2 separate regions of the Homo sapiens genome follow, and region 1 is linked to region 2. The links are chromatin contacts, found by Hi-C or POLR2A ChIA-PET in ENCODE. All regions are on one chromosome and are shown on one strand. The core of a region is the stretch at or near the end of the contact, and the rest is flanking DNA. Distances in the headings are between cores, read along the strand shown.

Region 1 (5,619 bases), core at 2,880-5,379, 47 kb before region 2:
CAGCTGATAGCACAGCAGGGACACTGCATAGAATGGTTAGACTGTGTGCGTTCCAAGCTGCAGGTCATGAAATCAATCACCCAGCAGTTGTTTTTTAAATAAAATTCAGGCTGGGTGCAGTGGCTCACGCCTGTAATCCCACCACTTTGGGAGGCCGAGGCAGGTGGATCACCTGAGGTCAGGAGTTCGAGACCAACCTGACCAATATGGTGAAACCCTTTCTCTACTAAAATAAAAATAAAAAAAAAAATTAGCTGGGCATGGTGGCGGGCACCTGTAGTTCCAGCTACTCGGGAGGCTGAGGTAGGAGAATTGCTTGAATCCGGGAGGTAGAGGTTGCAGTGAGCCAAGATCGCGCCACTGCACTCCAGTCTGGGCGACAGAGCGAGACTCTGTCTCAAAAAAATAAAAATAAATAAATAAATAAATATAAATAAAATTCAAACTATATCAGAGTACAACAAACAGGGTAAGGGTAAACAGGAACGGGTGTTTTTCAAGAAATGCTTTTGGTTATATTGTATATATGAGTGTACAAAGTCAATGTAAAATGTATGTTTTACTGTGGGTTTAATTTTTTTTTAACTTAAAAGTTTAAAAAGTTTCTACTGTTTAATATAATGCATGGAACAGAAATGTCTGGAGCCTTAGAAATGGGTCACAAGTTGCTAGAGAGCTCACATGCCCGAGGGGAGAGGTGACAGTTCCTGCCAGACTGAACAACTCTGTCCACTTGTTTTCTTGCTCCAGTTGACTGTGAAGCTCATGTCTGTGGCACAGCAGTTGGGACCATGGGGTAACTAAGTGCATTGCCTTGGCTGGGAGCACTGCCAAAAACCCCTGCATGCCTGAGGGACAGACAGAATGGTATATCTGACATCTTATTAGTCTTTCTTTCTTGCCGAGAGATTGTTGTGAAAATGAATTTTGATCCTCAGACAGAAACTGGAGAGAAAACCTGGAGACAGAAAACTAAGTGTGAATATAACCCCTCCACACACACACACACACAGCACCCACATACCCACACATATGTGCAATTATTTTACTCCCTCAATACCTTAAATCAGGGACTTTGCTCTCCCTGGGACAGGACTGTGCACATGTACTGAATGGACTCTCCTGGCACTATGGTTAAAAAGCAGCTACTAACAAGTTCTAGAGACGGTTTGGAATAAACAGGCAAGTCATGGAATGCAACTTTTTGGACCACACTGCACAATAGGATGTCTATAGCAAGACTGAAAAATAATTTTACATGTGTGTGTGCAGATAGATAGAGTTTTCCAAACTAAGGGATGCTGCTGCCAGTTCTACAGGGAGTTCTTTCCATTATGCGGGATACGGAGAGTGGGTCTGTTTTTGTGTGCCCAACATCCCTTCCTGATTCTGACATCAGCATCCTCCTCCCTCCATTTCCTATGAACAATTGTTCCTGGTGGGCTACCCATTCTAATAGTGGTTCCAGTGGGACTGTTAATTACAATGTCTTGCTCCATCCCCCTGGCTTCAAAGAATAGCCCATGGGGAAGACGAGAGACCCAAGCTGGTCCAGCAAAGGTATTTCCCTAGCACATATATATATATATATGAATGAAATGGGCAAGAACTCAGTCTTTCCTAATGAGTGGCTAAGCTTGGAAGCCATAAGTTGGAGCTGTCTTTGGCCCCATTTTCTTCCAGCCAGGTGGAGAAAGACTACTGCTGCAAAAAAAGAACAAGGAATCTGGTCCCCAGTGATGTGACCAAACATAGGAAGGTGGGTGGTGTGTGTGTGTGTGTGTGTGGTTTTTGTTTGTCTTTTGCTTAAGCTAGAATAAGTTGGTTTTTGGAATTTGTACCTGGGAGAGTTTCTTCAGCACTTGTATAATAGAATGGGTCCAGGATGTAGAGTAAAAAATCCATGTTCAAATCCTAGAGCCACTTCTTATTAACTGTTTTAAAGATATCTCACTTGTCCACACCTCAATCTCATCTGTACAAGAATAATACCTATTCCTCAGAGTGCTTGTGAGGCTTAAATGAGTTATCTGCATGCAAGTGCCTTGTTTAATGATAAAATGTTGTCTAAATGTTAAACATAATTACTAATCCAAGCACCTTGCTCTTAAAAAAACAAAAAAAGTTCCCTTGTGCACCCTGCCAGTCAATCCACTCTCCCCCGGGGAACCACCACTCTGCCCCCTATCATCATAGATTGTTTCAGAAACCTAGATTTGAACCCCAGTGCTGCTCACTGTAACTGATGAATTTAAACCAAGTACCTTATTTCTCTGAGTTGCAGTTTTGTAAATGCAGTAAAATGGGTTGTTTTTTGTTTGTTTGTTTCATTTAAAGGCCAGGCTTAATGGCTCACGCTTGCAATCCCAGTGCTTCAGGAGGCTGAGGCGGGAGGGTGGCTTAAGCCCAGGAGTTTGAGGCTACAGTGAGCTATGATGGTGTGACAACACTTCAGCCTGGATGAGAGAGAAAGACCCTGTCTCTAAAAAATATTAAAATAAATAAACTTACATTGGAGGGTTGTTGCAAAGTATGCTAGGGTAGTAAGATAAGCTTTCTAATAAAGAGCCCTAACATGTAGCAAGCTAAGGAGCAAGCAGTTTATTTCTGTCACAAAACCACCCAGGATGGATGCTCTGGAATGGTGAGTGGCTTGGACACCAACTCTGATAAACAACTTGTGTTTTTTGTTTGTTCGTTTGTTTGTTTGTTTTTGAGATGGAGTCTAGCTCTGTTGCCTAGGCTGGAATACAGTGGCGTGATCTCTGCTCACTGCAACCTCCGCCTCCCAGGTTCAAGCAATTCTGCCTCAGCCTCCCGAGTAGCTGGGATTACAGGCGCCTGCCACCACACCCAGCTAATTTTTGTATTTTTAGTAGAGACGGGGTTTCACTGTGTTGGTGAGGCTGGTCTCAAACTCCTCACCTCATTTTCTGCGCACCTTGACCTCCCAAAGTGCTGGGATTACTACAAGCGTAAGCTACGAAGCCTGCCCAACTTGTGTTTTAAGACCACTCCATGTTCCACCAGCTCAGCTAACAGGAAAGGAGGAAGGAACATCAAAGAGGCAGCCTGCTTTCTAAAAGCTCTGGCTGGAGATTGGCAGGCCCTTGCTCAGCTTCCATTGGTGAAAGTGTGGTCACATGTCCTCACCTGGCTTCCAGGGTGACCGAGGAATGCAGTCCCAGGCTGGACAGCCATGTTCCAGCTACGACTCTTGGAAGAGGAGAACAGATTGTGGTGTAGAGCTACTGCATAAGGAGTAAATGAGAGAATGAGGGTAAAGAGCTTAGAATAGTCCCTGAAATGAGGTAGTAATCAAATATCAGCTGTGTTGATATTATGCATTCTCTCATGCAGTAGGAATTAGAAAAGAAAGCTTTTTCTCAAACTAGGCCACACAATGACTCTTTCAAGGAAAAATGTACTGATCTCATGATCGTATTCTGCCAGCTTCCTTGGCAGCTCTGAACGCATTTCTTAGCTCCTTTTCTCTAAAGGTCTCCATTCTTCTGCCCCAAAGAGCTTCTAAAATAATCCCTAGAGTGACAATCTTGAAAGACAGGCCATGGAGCAAGTTCAGCCTCATCTGCTGAAATGCCCCCTTATGAGATGAGCAAGAAGAGAAGACAATTAAAAGATGATAAATGGGCATCAGATTTGCTCCATTTCCCAGCCTAGTTTTGGCCTCACTATGAATTCATGCAGACCAGTGTGGAGACCCTGGGAGTTTTTTTCCTGTTAACCATGGCACTGACTACCTCCCATCCTGCTGGCAGACTTGTGGGGAGGGGGTGTGTGGTGGGCACCTGGCAAAAGAGGAGATCTGAGATTGATTGATGGGAAGCCTTCCAATGCCATAAATAATGCAGCCCTGAGTCCCATTAGCCATGGAAATTCGCAACAAGTAACTAATGAAGTCTTTAATTATGAAGCCTAGCTATTTAGTGTTCCAAGAAGGCACGGTTCCTAATAAATACTCTGGCAGAGGCCATAAGCAGGGGGTGGGCTGTGTTGTGTGGCTGGTCGAGTATATGAGAGACCACCCACAAGGCCGAGATGGCAGAGCAGCTGGAGTGTGGCTTGTTTGTGACCTCAGCAGATGGGCTGCCAAGGAAAAAAAGTTCCCGACTGCCCTTTTCCCTGCCCCTTACCCCGCCCTCTGGACCGCCCAGACGCGTGTGAGGAATTGGGCCATGGCTATGGCCAGCCCACCTGCACGCAGCTCATCCACAAACATTACCTGGCTCCTTAACGACTTGTTTTGAGCATTTCCACCAGTTAATTAATTTGCAGGTTCACCTGTTAGCTGTGAATAGGATGTGATTTCTTCCATCCTGCTTGTTACGGCTTCCAACTGTGACCATGTGCAAGCATTGCTTGGGGAAGAAAAAGTAGGAATGATTCTATCCTCTACATAGATTATGAAAAAAAAAATGGGGAAACCAGGAAGCACTTCTTATAAAAGTGCATTCAAGGTAGAGATGTCCGGTTTGGGGGGGCAAATGGATTCCCTAAGACTGTGTCCACAATACAACATAAAATGGAGGCAATTCTCCAGATCATTTGGGCTGAAATTATTTTACTGAAAGATCCAGAAAGTTGAAGCTGGGTTGCTTTTACATTTATTTTTTGTTTCTAGTCTGACTGGTCCAGAAAATTACCTCAATTTTCCAGCTCACTTCACTTGTCCGGCCAACTTACGGGGAACTCAGTTAATTGCTTTGTTCCTGACAAGGTTCAAATCTCAAGTCCAAGAAATGTGGCTTCTAGAGGCAGCCCTGGTGTGCTTGGGCCATCCCAACACTGCCTTCCCAATGACTGGAGGGCATCAGCGCTACATTGGGGTAGGTGATGGAGAGAATGCCATGTCATCTAAAAACTAAGAGCCATATAGACCCCACCATAGACTTCCAAGGGAATTATCAAAAGAAGGGAAGCCTATATTAGAAACTTTCAAAGCTCCTTCGGGTGGTATCCATGGAAACTAGAGGAAACAAAGGTAACAGGCCAGCCTTACTTCAGGTTGTGGAGGCGGCCCAGAGTGAGTCTGAGCTAATAAAGAATGCTCACTAAAGTTCCTGCACAATCTGTTGAGACACTTGCAAGCCTCGGAGCATTTTTTACTTTGGCCTGGAGCCCTCTGAATCTATTTAGCTGATGATTAATTGCAGGAAAGGTCCTGGGAAACAGATCAGGAATAGAAAGTGGTTTATATCAGAGTGATCATTAAAATTTGATCAAAAGCTAGACTTGGCTAGTTACATTTTGAAGGCATTTTCTGAGCAAGTTCTAAAAAGCAGTTCCCAGCCTTCCCCACCATGAACTCTCATTGAATTTCCAAGTAATGTTTTCGGGCAGTGCTACAAAATGGGTCAGAAAGAAGTGGAACAAAGCAGCTGAGTGGGTTGGGATCTTTTCAGGTGGTGATGTGGAGAGCAGAGCAAAAGAAGGGGTTTCAGGGATAAGGCAACTGGTGAAAAGCTTCAGAAGCATCCGCAGCAATGAGTATGATTGACTTCAATCTCTGTGTAGGAAAAAGTAGCATACAATCGATTTTGAACTTACATGTCACTTAGGTCTTATAAATTAGTAAGTCTGAAGGTTGGGATTAATAAT
Region 2 (5,130 bases), core at 1,082-3,581:
ATCTATCACTCTTCTGTATTGATTTTGGATGGTTTGGTGTTTGCCTTTGTGCTTTGCAAAGAAAGCCATTGATTTTGAATAGATCTAGAAATGTTGGGAGCTCTTGGCGATGTACCCAATCTTAGTGTTGTTACTAAAGGTATTAGACATTGCCTTGCAAGTGAGTTTATTGTCTCAGTCTATGATTATGGAAATAAAGACTGCTAACAGCTATTGGCAAAGACCTTCAGAGTTATCATCTGCCTATTCATGACAATAAGAGCTAGGAGATTGACCTGCTAAATGCCCTACTGAACCGCTGATGACAAGTATGTCTTTAATTTCAACTCTAAAAAATAGGATATGGTGTAACAGAAAGAGAACTTTGGATAGAAAATCAGGATACCTGGCTGGGTACGGTGGCTCACGCCTGTAATCCCAGTATTTTGGGAGGCTGAGGTGGGCAGATCACTTGAGGTCAGAAGTTTGAGACCAGCCTGGTCAACATGGGGAAACCCCGTCTCCACTAAAAATGCGAAAATTAGATGGGTGTGGTGGTGAGTGCCTGTAATCCCAGCTACTCGGGAGGCTGAGGCAGGAGAATTGCTTGAACCAGGGAGGTGGAGGTTGCAGTGAACCAAGATTGTACCACCGCACTCCAGCCTGGGTGACAGAGTGATACTCCATCTCAAAAAAATAGAAAAATTTTTAAAAATTAAAAAGAAAATCAGGAGACCTTAATATAGTCTTGATGTGCTCTAGCTAGGTGGAATTCCTCCCCAGGCTCTGGAGAGTAAAGCTGCTGAAGAACTCATGAACAGGAAGTTGTAGCATATAGGCCATTCAAAATTGTCTCTAGGCTGGGCGCAGTGGCTCATGCCTGTAATCCCAGCACTTTGGGAGGCTGAGGCAGGTGGATCACCTAAGGTCAGGAGTTTGAGACTAGTTTGGGCAACATGGTGAAACCCTATCTCTACTAAAAATACAAAAATTAGCTGGGCATGGTGGCATGTGCCTGTAATCCCAGCTACTTGGGAGGCTGAGGCAGGAAAATCACTTGAACCCAGGAGACGGAGGCTGCAGTGAGCCGAGATGGTGCCACTGCACTCCAGCCTGGGTGACAGAGTGAGACTCCATCTCAAAAAAATAAAGATTGTCTCTAAATGATAAGGGCCAGAGATAATGTGGGTAGCTAGGGCTATCTTATCCTTTTATCTTTCTTGATCACATATCATCCATCGGATTTTCACCCAGTCTCTGGAGTCAATCATATGACAAATTAGGTGGCCAAAGGGCAAACAGTAGAAAAAAATGAAGGAAAAAAAATGTAAGTCATCCCCAGGCTAGAGGACCATATGTTGAACAGTTGAGAGGTGCCTATAAATGTGTGGGAAGGCTGATGGGGAGGGGTCAAGTCTGCCAGCTTCCCAGCCCCAGAGACGGTGCCATGGGATGGGCATAAGGAAGCCTTTGCCCAGGACATGTCTAAGGTATCCGCTGTGGCCCACTTGAAGCCTGCCAGGCGTACCTGCCCGGCTGTGTCTTCCCTTACTTAAGGCCACTCTTGTCGGTGGCCCTGCCTCTGGTGGAGTAAGGAGGTGCTCTGCCATATAAAGCACTTTTGATTTCATGGGCTGACTATGATGGTGCTCCAAGGGAGTATACCAAAATCAGAGATGTTCCTGCTCTTTGACTCAGCAATTCCGAGGTAAAACTTGAGAGAGGGTTAATTTGAAAAATTGGGTTTTCATTTGCTTGGGCTATGGAGCAAAATGAGATATACCTTCCATGTCCCCCTGAAACCATCCATAAATTCTGCGATTCTCACAGGAAGGGATAATTTTAGTGAAACTGAGGAAGGAGCTCACCTATGTGGTAAGGGGTAAATAAATAGGAGGCTGAACAGTGAGAGCTGTGATGACACTCAGGCTTGCAAGCTGATTCACCTACCAGTCGAGCAAGACTGCCCCAGGCAAACCTTCCAAAGCAGAAGGAGAAAAATGTCTCATGAACACTCACCCATGTGACCTGAGGCTGAGTCATCCGTGGTTAATTCCGATTCATTTATGCCTTTTATCTTTCTGGATATTCAGGGAAACAAGGGTCTTTTGTCCAGCTAGAAGCCAGACATCTTTTTTGAAACCATCTTGTTCTTGAGTTGCATCTAATGGGCCATCCTCACATTGGTGAGTCACTGTGTCTCAGGCCAGCCTTCCACCCTCATCCAGCTCTTCCTCAACCAGAGTGGCCCCAACTCTTTCCTCACTGATTGCGTGCCTTCTGGGTACTGTTTGTGTGCTGGGTGTGGGTGTGGCAGGGAGCAGGCGGTCTCTCTCCTGTGGGTGAGCACATTTCCAGGCTGATGAGGAGAGACCCTGCCCACATCACACCCTAATGTACCTTACCCCACTCTCCTTATCTGTAAGATGACTCACATGTACTCTCGGTGGAGTATTTGGAATCCTGGAATCTTATAACATTCAATGCAACTTGTTACCTCCCACAATTGTTACCTCACCCAATCTTTGATTGAAAGAATAAAGCAAATGTAATATCCTGGGTATCATCTCAGTTCAGGGGAAAAACCAGTCTTCTTTAATCTGATAAAGGAGACTACCTAAATCCTACCGAGAATGGATAAGTAATACATGATTTTATATATATATATATATATAATTTATTTATTTATTTTTTGAGTCGCAGTCTCACTCTGTCGCCCAGGCTAGAGTGCAGTGGCACAATCTCAGCTCACTGCAAGCTCTGCCTCCCGGGTTCAAGCAATTCTCCTGCCTCAGCCTCTCAAGTAGCTGGAACTACAAGTGCCCACCACCATGACCAGCTAATGTTTTATATTTTTAGTAGAGATGGGGTTTCACTGTGTTATCCAGGATGGTCTCGATCTCCTGACCTCGTGATCCACCCACCTCAGCCTCCCAAAGTGCTGGGATTACAGGTGTGAGCCACCACACCCGGCCATGATGGAATATATTAACCAATAGTGAAAATAAAGGAATTACAGCTACATGAAGTAAAATGAATAAATCTTAGAAACAATGCTGAGTGAAAAAAACTCAAGTCCTGGAATCTCTCTGGATAAGAACATAGCAATTGTATAAAGATAAAATCTAGCTACGTGAATATTATAGATATTTTGGTAATTTGTAGAAAACACTGTGTGTGTGTGTGTGTGTGTGTGTGTGTGTGTATTAGTTTCCTGTCACTGCTGTAACAAATTACCACAAACTTGGTGGTTTAAAGCAACAGATTATTATATTATGCTCTCACAGTTCTGTAGGCCAGAAGTCTGAAATCCATTTCACTGGGCTAAAAATCAAGGCCTTGGCAGCACTGTGCTTCCTCCAGAGGCCCTGGGGAAGAATGTGTTCCTTGCCTCTTCCAGTTTCTTGTGGCTGCCAGCATTCCTTGGCCATATCCCTCCAGTGTCTGCTTTGTGGTCACATGGCCTTCTCTTCTGTAGTCGATCCTCCCTCTGCCTCAATTCATTAGGACACTTGTGATTGTATTTAGGGCCCAACTGGATAATCCAGGATCATCTCCCCAGCTCAAGAGCCTTAACTGAATCATATCTGCCAAGTCTTTGCCATTCACTGTAACATTTCCAGGTTCCAGGGATTAGAATGTAGGCATCTCAGGTTCATTGTTCAGCCTATCACTGTGTGTGTGTGTGTGTGTGTGTGTGTGTGTGTGCATGCGCATTTTTTTCTTGGAATGATAAATACCAAGTTTAGCAACAGTGGTGCTGGAACAGATTTGTACAGGCTTGCCACAACCGACTACACACATCTCTTCCAGCTCCGCACTCAGTTACTTTAGGTTGGTAGCTTGACATCAGTCACATGGGATTATTTACACCATGGAAGTTGACAAGAACTGCAAATCAGTGTTTTTTCCCAGAGAACTGGTTTACACTGTCAGTAGCGTGGTTACCTTCTTAGTGGGAAAGGCAGAGGGGTGGAATTAGGTTTGGTAATGCTTTAGTTTTTAAATTGGATGGTGTGTTAACAGGTGTTTGTTTTACTATTATGCTTTAAATGTACATAGGTTTTTTTGTGGGTTTTTTTTTTTTTTGAGATGGAGTCTTGCTTTGTGACCCAGGCTGGATTGCAGTGGCTCAATCTCCGCTCACTGCAACCTCTGCCTCCCAGGTTCAAGCAATTCTCCTCCCTCAGCCTCCCAAGTAGCTGGGATTACAGGCCTTCACCACCATGCCTGGCTAATTTTTTTTTTAAGTAGAGATGGGGTTTCACCATGTTGACCAGGCTGGTCTTGAACTCCTGAACTCAAGTAATCCACCTGCCTCAGCCTCCCAAAGGGCTGGGATTACAGGAGTGAGCCACCATGCCCAGCCTGTACATAAGGTTTTATATACAGACATAATACTGATTTTTTTAAGAGAAAAAATGGAAGGCAGCAGGAAGTTTCTGATCTTTCAAAAAAGAAATAAAACAATACCAAAGGCTGGTGAGAATGTGGAGACAGTGGACCTTTCATATATTGCTGGTGGGGATGTAAATGACACAGATACTCTGAAAAATAGAAAGGCAGTTTTCTTTTCATTTTGTTTCTCTTTTTTTTGAGATGGAGTCTTGCTCTGTCGCCCAGGCTGGAGTGCGGTGGCATAATCTCGGCTCACTGCAGCCTCTGCCTCCTGGGTTCAAGCCCTTCTCCTGCCTTGGCTCCCAGGTAGCTGGGACTACAGGCGCACGCCACCACACCTGGCTAATTTTTCTATTTTTAGTAGAGACGGGTTTTCCCCATGATGGCCAGGCTGGTCTTGAACTCCTGACCTAAAGTGATCTGCCTGCCTCGGCCTCCCAAAGTGCTGAACCCCCAAGCATGAGCCACCATGCCCAGCCAGGATGGCAGTTTTCTACATAGCTAAACATATTCTTACTATCCCAGCATTGCACTCCTGGAAATTTATGCCAAATAAATTAAAACTTATATCCATACAAAACCTTGACATAATGTTCACTGCAGGTTTACTTGTAGTAGCCCCAAACTGGAAACAACCAAAATGTCTTTTAATAGGAGAATGGTTAAACAAGCTATTGTGCTTAATTATTGATACATGCAAAAACTTGGATGGACCTCAAAGGCATTATGCTGAGTGAAAAAAAGCCAATCATG

The links. Hi-C counts contacts between places; a loop is a spot of excess contacts on that map. ChIA-PET counts read pairs that join two places held with the same protein, here RNA polymerase II (POLR2A). Pooled maps may share reads with other maps.
Region 1: a loop to region 2 is called in a map of endothelial cell of hepatic sinusoid, with 6 times the contacts of the local background. The contact joins two enhancer-like sites. A Hi-C loop is called at or near these places in 1 of 168 maps with a recorded cell type or tissue (endothelial cell of hepatic sinusoid) and 1 of 50 pooled maps. POLR2A ChIA-PET finds 5 or more read pairs at or near these places in 2 of 52 experiments (GM12878 and OCI-LY7).

What each region holds. Positions count from the first base shown.
Region 1 is chr5:78,745,666-78,751,284 of GRCh38, reverse strand. The region is part of intron 3 of LOC124900191 (a long non-coding RNA gene); the gene reads left to right. Among named protein-coding and RNA genes, the nearest start is that of LHFPL2, 100 kb to the right of the region's middle. Within about 2 kb of position 4,129, at least 5 of the 41 ENCODE cell types and tissues checked have a DNase peak (open chromatin) inside an H3K27ac peak, as active enhancers do.
Region 2 is chr5:78,696,897-78,702,026 of GRCh38, reverse strand. All of the region lies in intron 4 of LOC124900191 (a long non-coding RNA gene), which reads left to right. Among named protein-coding and RNA genes, the nearest start is that of LHFPL2, 51 kb to the right of the region's middle. RefSeq lists a cis regulatory region at 2,012-2,022 and enhancers at 1,945-2,089, 1,421-2,620. Within about 2 kb of position 2,331, at least 10 of the 41 ENCODE cell types and tissues checked have a DNase peak (open chromatin) inside an H3K27ac peak, as active enhancers do.